Linked DNA regions of Homo sapiens: region 1 is linked to region 2. Evidence: chromatin contacts called from ENCODE Hi-C or POLR2A ChIA-PET data. All regions are on one chromosome and are shown on one strand. The core of a region is the stretch at or near the end of the contact, and the rest is flanking DNA. Distances in the headings are between cores, read along the strand shown.

Region 1 (3,106 bases), core at 230-2,729, 100 kb before region 2:
TTATATATAATGAAGTTTCACTGTATTTAAAATCTGATCAATCCTACACAAAATGTGTTTTTGTAATTCACTGAATTTATATTACATGCTTAATTCAACCTGAATTAATTTGGGGAATATTAAATGATTGATCTTATCTAAATCTAGGGGTGGGGTTTTCCAGTGTAATTTCTCCAGCATCTATTCAAACATTCACCTAGTACTTACTTAAGAATTATAGGAGCTTTATAAATGGGAAAAAAATGCCATAGGTCTTAGATATCTCAGTGCACAAAACCGAGAATTACTAATAAGTTAGCCCCTGCCAATCATTTGAGACATGTGGAATAGCGCCCTTGGGTTTTCATCACACTGACTTTCAGTTAGCCCCATCTCAGCCTAAAATGTGACCTGGTTGCAACTTATGTCTGATGTTAGTACCCTGTGGCTGGAAGTGGTCAAAGCTACGCATTGATCTCCTCTACTTCCAGGCCAAGAAGGGTAAATGCAATGACTGACAAATGCAACCCTATTAAGAAAAAGCCTACAGTGTAAACAAGAGAGTCTATGGGCTTCTTATATCCAAGAACTGTGATTGATTGATAGGTATAGCTGACTCCATTTGATTTCAAGGTCTTGTCTTTAAGGGGAGCTGGGGTCTCGCTCCATCTTATTCTAAGGTAATTTCCTCTGGTAAGGTAAAGTACCAGGTTCTGCCACAGGGCTTTACCTTGTGACCATCTTAATGCAAAAGAATGCATTTGCAAGAAAAGAAAAAAAAAAAAAAAAAAAAGAAACCTCTCAAGATACAGAATTAACAGGGAGAAAATCTGAAGACTAAAGTAATTCTAGTTATTTTCTTTATAATGCGCAGGGGTAAAACAGCATTCCTCAACTTTCAATAGAATCGTGGAATTAATTAGAGTCGTAGCATAACTTCCTCACCTAAAAAAAGAAAAAAGATATGCCCCACAGCTTTCATGTGCAAAATGATTAATAATTTAACTCACCTCTGCAAAGTATAAAGTGCATACAAATGCTATGCAATTATAACACTCATTCTTAAAACAGTATTACTGTTGTTTGCAATGCTGAGCTACAAAATATATGGTTCAAACTGAACTGGCAAAGAAATTTGGAAAGAAATAATGATGGAACATGACTCACTCACTAGGCACAACATTCACATTTCGGTTGATTTGCCAATGCAGTCATTATATAGATATATTACTTTGAAGAAAACAACTTCATTAGCTTATCTAAGTATGTTTCTTGAGAGGAAAAAATCTGATATACAAAACCAGCAAAAATGTGTACAGATAGATGATACATCTTCTGAAAGCAGATAGACTATTAATTTAGTGAAAAGAATAGTTTTTAATGTTTTGGCAAAGTCTTTTCCAGCCCAGAGTAAACACAAAATGGGCAGGCTGGAGTGAAATATTTTCACAGTGTACAAAGCAGTTCACATGGATGTTGCCACAGCAAAGTAAGCTGACATGTATTTGAGGTCATTTGCATGAGTCAAACTTTGCAATGAGTAACTCACCCAGGAAGATATAAATTATTTATAGATAATGATTTGCAAAAGAAAATGTCTACTAAAGTTGTACTAGCTACATTTTAAAAAAAGTAGATTTACATGGTCTGCTCATTATAGACAAGTCTATTCACAGTATGCTTGACTATATTATATGTAAAATCATATGGCAAAAGAAAATGAAATAACAGAGAACATGGGAAAATATCCCCCACATATGTTTTAAAATGCCCTGCAATTTTCACATTCAAAATTTTATGCATCTAAATCTAAAAAAATATTATATAGAATACTCTTAAGTTACACAAACTGATAATTTACTGGTTTCTTTTTTACTCTAATAGGAGCAAATTACCACATACTTGAACAAAGTTAAAATAGTTACTATTTCTTTATAATAAATTTGATGTATAATTTACTTGTGCTTTTTGCACCAATTTATAAATACAGTATATGCAATACACAACCAAGACTGACACTGACAGTAATAATTAAATTCAAAAGAGCAAATACTTACCATACAAAATAAACAGCAAATACACCTTTTATGAAAACCAGAGCCTTCTGGACTTTGGGGCCAGATTCTCTGGAAACCATGTCAAGTGTGAGCACTGGAATCTCAAGCCAGCTACTGGATTTTTTTTTCCCCTTAAGGTGGCATAAGGTTCAGGAGAACCAAAACTGGCAATAAATAGTTGGACGATTCCACTGCAGTTCTTTCAGGCCTTTAGGATTTACATGTTGTACCTTCACAATGACTCTCATCAATGATCTTGCCTCAAAACAAATTTGAGTACAGCTACTTCTAACAGGTTTCCGCACATCTTAGGGCGGCTCTCAAAGAAACCTTGGTTTAGGTTCTTGGTTTAAGAAGTTTAAGTACGAAGCAACAATCTGTTTCAGCACCTTTTGACCACAACAAAAGCAAAGAAGAGTCCTACATAAATAAGAACAAAGTTTATAAAGTGCTTATGAGATTACAAACATTTCAAATTAGAGCGATGCAAATAAATGTCCGTTTCACCATCACAGGTGAATGCAGAATAAACAGGCCATGTTTCTGTCAAGATCTGACATGCCTTTCAAATCAGTAGTTTGGTCCAGCACAGTTTGGAAAATAAAATTAAAAAAAAAAAAACAACGTCATCATTAATGAATGAAATACATAAATACCTTAGATCCATCATAATCCATTCTTTCTAGAAATGTGAGATTCAAAAAAAGCACCAATTTCAAAAGGTCTGCTAGCACACTCTTCCGGGAGTAGGCCTGCCTGCATGATTCACATTTGTAAACCTACTTTAAAGGTGAATTCAACAAAATCAAACCACAACTTCTCCTTGGCTTTTTGTTTAAACACCTTTTTTTTTTTTTGTGAGATGTAGCATAAAATATAGTAAAATGTCAAAGAAATGAAAAAAAGGGACATTTTTAAGATGACTAATGCATTAAATTTGATTTTCTGTTTTTCAGTGCAAACATAAAACGTCATGTCTTCTCCTCTTGCAGATTCAGAAGTGTGAAGGATGCCCATACGGAGTCACTCCTTGCTGTGGCTGGTTGCCTAAGGAGAAAAATAAATTGAAC
Region 2 (3,366 bases), core at 19-2,518:
GAATCTATACTCCCAAGGATTAATTTATTTCAGTCAAAGAGAAATTTTTCAAACTGTGCCGTTATTGGGTAGTCTAATCAAAACTATTAGACACTGTATTGCCTCATATTTTAAAATGTCCAGGGGGATATTAAGTTTTTCTTCTCAGAATTCAAAGCCAAGTCACCCAAAACTTTGTGATCAACTAACACTAGTCTCGTCTAACTCCATGGTAACACTTGTGGCAAGAAACATGAAATGAAACTCACCATGAACTCCACATCCTCCGTAAGATCTCCTAATTTCCGCTTTTCCTATGCCTACCTGGCAAGTAGATTTCTGCCATGGACAACAACTTTCTCTATGCAAAAGCACCATTACATCTTTCAAACTTGAAGAGAATTAAAGCAAAAAAAATGCACAGATATTGGCCCAATGTTGATTGATGAAATTCCTGAAGTCCTCTGCACTCGAAATACACCAAATACAAAAAAGATTTCTAAAAATGGCCCTCTACTAAGTGAAAGAGTATAATATCTCTATCTGGATTTGCAATTCATTCCCATGGCAATGGGACTAAAAGCCACTAAAAGTGGCTAACATTTTTTAGTGCCTCCTATATGTCAAGCACTATTCCAGGCAACCAATTCATTCTTAATAACACAGTGTGTTAGATACTATTTTCAAACCCATTACACAGATGAGGAAATTGAGACACAGAGCTGTTGAATCATTTATCTATAATCTAATCCCAATTAATTGGTGGAACTGGGATTCTAACTCCAAAAATCTGGATCTAATAGTCTTCACCTCTCAGAAAACATCATGTTAACTCTCAGAGATCCCCAAACCAGAAGACTAAGTCAAATACCTACAAAAATAAACATACCGTCTTCCTGAACACAAATTACTGGAAAATCCAGTTTACAAGGATACAGAAGATTATTCTGTCTGATTTTAGGTAGTCTTATTCTCCTACTTGATTGTAATTTGGGACTATTTTCTTCATCTTTCTACTTTCCACTATATACAAGAGGCACTCAAAAAGTTCACTGAACATGCAGATCAAGAAGATAAACTTCAAGAAAGTTATGAAGAAATTTAAAGATAATTGCAAATAAGCTTCTTTATTCAAGTCACAGATTAACAGTATGAAAGTTTGAACTAAAATAGAGTATTAGCAAATGTCCCAAAGGTCTAAATATGAAGAGGTTCTAATGGGTCACATTACATAAGTAAAAATAAGGAAGGAAATCCACTATAAGAAAGCAGAACATTTGCTTCACATGCTCATTTGTAGGCTGAACTAATGACTGCCGCCATAAGAAGACAGAGAGAACTGAGTATCCTCCCAAAGGTGAATTTCAATTTTTGTTATTATGAGTGTGCTTGCTTATATAAAAGAATATGCTTAAGGGAAAAAAGGTGCTTTAAAGTTAATATTCTACAAACCATAGTTTATGAGCATAAGAAATTACATAATTTACAGCAATCTGATGTATTAGTAATAATAATGTATTATTATCTCTTAAACAGTGTTTTGTTTTATGGCTAACAGTAGCACCTGTGAATGAGGCAGAACCTGTTATTTGGATTTCACAAGGATGTGAAAGTAATGGTACTGTTAAAAGTACCAAAAATGTATTATATGCTTTAAAAATTCTAGCCAGAAAACAGTATTTTCCTTTTCAACACATCTATTGAAAGTGTTGGATAAATGCAGGATGTTAATATGCTATAAACATAAAGTCTGTTTTTAAAAAATAGCATTTGAAAATCATGAAGGGCTTTTTGTTTTCTTTTGTTTGTATATATGTTTATTGGTAACAGGTGACACTGGAAGCAATGAACACCACAGTGATGCAAGGCTTCAACAGATCTGAGCGGTGCCCCAGAGACACTCGGATAGTACAGCTGGTATTCCCAGCCCTCTACACAGTGGTTTTCTTGACCGGCATCCTGCTGAATACTTTGGCTCTGTGGGTGTTTGTTCACATCCCCAGCTCCTCCACCTTCATCATCTACCTCAAAAACACTTTGGTGGCCGACTTGATAATGACACTCATGCTTCCTTTCAAAATCCTCTCTGACTCACACCTGGCACCCTGGCAGCTCAGAGCTTTTGTGTGTCGTTTTTCTTCGGTGATATTTTATGAGACCATGTATGTGGGCATCGTGCTGTTAGGGCTCATAGCCTTTGACAGATTCCTCAAGATCATCAGACCTTTGAGAAATATTTTTCTAAAAAAACCTGTTTTTGCAAAAACGGTCTCAATCTTCATCTGGTTCTTTTTGTTCTTCATCTCCCTGCCAAATACGATCTTGAGCAACAAGGAAGCAACACCATCGTCTGTGAAAAAGTGTGCTTCCTTAAAGGGGCCTCTGGGGCTGAAATGGCATCAAATGGTAAATAACATATGCCAGTTTATTTTCTGGACTGTTTTTATCCTAATGCTTGTGTTTTATGTGGTTATTGCAAAAAAAGTATATGATTCTTATAGAAAGTCCAAAAGTAAGGACAGAAAAAACAACAAAAAGCTGGAAGGCAAAGTATTTGTTGTCGTGGCTGTCTTCTTTGTGTGTTTTGCTCCATTTCATTTTGCCAGAGTTCCATATACTCACAGTCAAACCAACAATAAGACTGACTGTAGACTGCAAAATCAACTGTTTATTGCTAAAGAAACAACTCTCTTTTTGGCAGCAACTAACATTTGTATGGATCCCTTAATATACATATTCTTATGTAAAAAATTCACAGAAAAGCTACCATGTATGCAAGGGAGAAAGACCACAGCATCAAGCCAAGAAAATCATAGCAGTCAGACAGACAACATAACCTTAGGCTGACAACTGTACATAGGGTTAACTTCTATTTATTGATGAGACTTCCGTAGATAATGTGGAAATCAAATTTAACCAAGAAAAAAAGATTGGAACAAATGCTCTCTTACATTTTATTATCCTCGTGTACAGAAAAGATTATATAAAATTTAAATCCACATAGATCTATTCATAAGCTGAATGAACCATTACTAAGAGAATGCAACAGGATACAAATGGCCACTAGAGGTCATTATTTCTTTCTTTCTTTTTTTTTTTTTTTAATTTCAAGAGCATTTCACTTTAACATTTTGGAAAAGACTAAGGAGAAACGTATATCCCTACAAACCTCCCCTCCAAACACCTTCTCACATTCTTTTCCACAATTCACATAACACTACTGCTTTTGTGCCCCTTAAATGTAGATATGTGCTGAAAGAAAAAAAAAACGCCCAACTCTTGAAGTCCATTGCTGAAAACTGCAGCCAGGGGTTGAAAGGGATGCAGACTTGAAGAGTCTGAGGAACTGAAGTGGGTCAGCAAGACCTCTGAAATCCTGGGTAAAGG

Evidence for each region. Hi-C counts contacts between places; a loop is a spot of excess contacts on that map. ChIA-PET counts read pairs that join two places held with the same protein, here RNA polymerase II (POLR2A). Pooled maps may share reads with other maps.
Region 1: a loop to region 2 is called in a pooled map, with 2.1 times the contacts of the local background. The contact joins the enhancer-like site here to the promoter of P2RY13 in region 2. A Hi-C loop is called at or near these places in 1 of 168 maps with a recorded cell type or tissue (PC-3), 1 of 37 single-sample maps with no recorded cell type and 3 of 50 pooled maps. POLR2A ChIA-PET finds 5 or more read pairs at or near these places in 2 of 52 experiments (MCF 10A and Panc1).

What each region holds. Positions count from the first base shown.
Region 1 is chr3:151,432,729-151,435,834 of GRCh38, reverse strand. It overlaps MED12L (mediator complex subunit 12L), which reads right to left. Exons shown (of 45, transcript NM_001393769.1): 45 at 1-3,083. The coding sequence ends at 3,031. It also overlaps a transcript of IGSF10 not described here. Among named protein-coding and RNA genes, the nearest start is that of IGSF10, 27 kb to the left of the region's middle. Within about 2 kb of position 1,479, at least 2 of the 41 ENCODE cell types and tissues checked have a DNase peak (open chromatin) inside an H3K27ac peak, as active enhancers do; they include PC-3, where a contact is called at or near this core.
Region 2 is chr3:151,327,451-151,330,816 of GRCh38, reverse strand. It overlaps P2RY13 (purinergic receptor P2Y13), which reads left to right and starts at 1,268. Exons shown (of 2, transcript NM_176894.3): 1 at 1,268-1,336; 2 at 1,810-3,366. The coding sequence starts at 1,289. The coding sequence ends at 2,826. All of the region lies in intron 16 of MED12L (mediator complex subunit 12L), which reads right to left.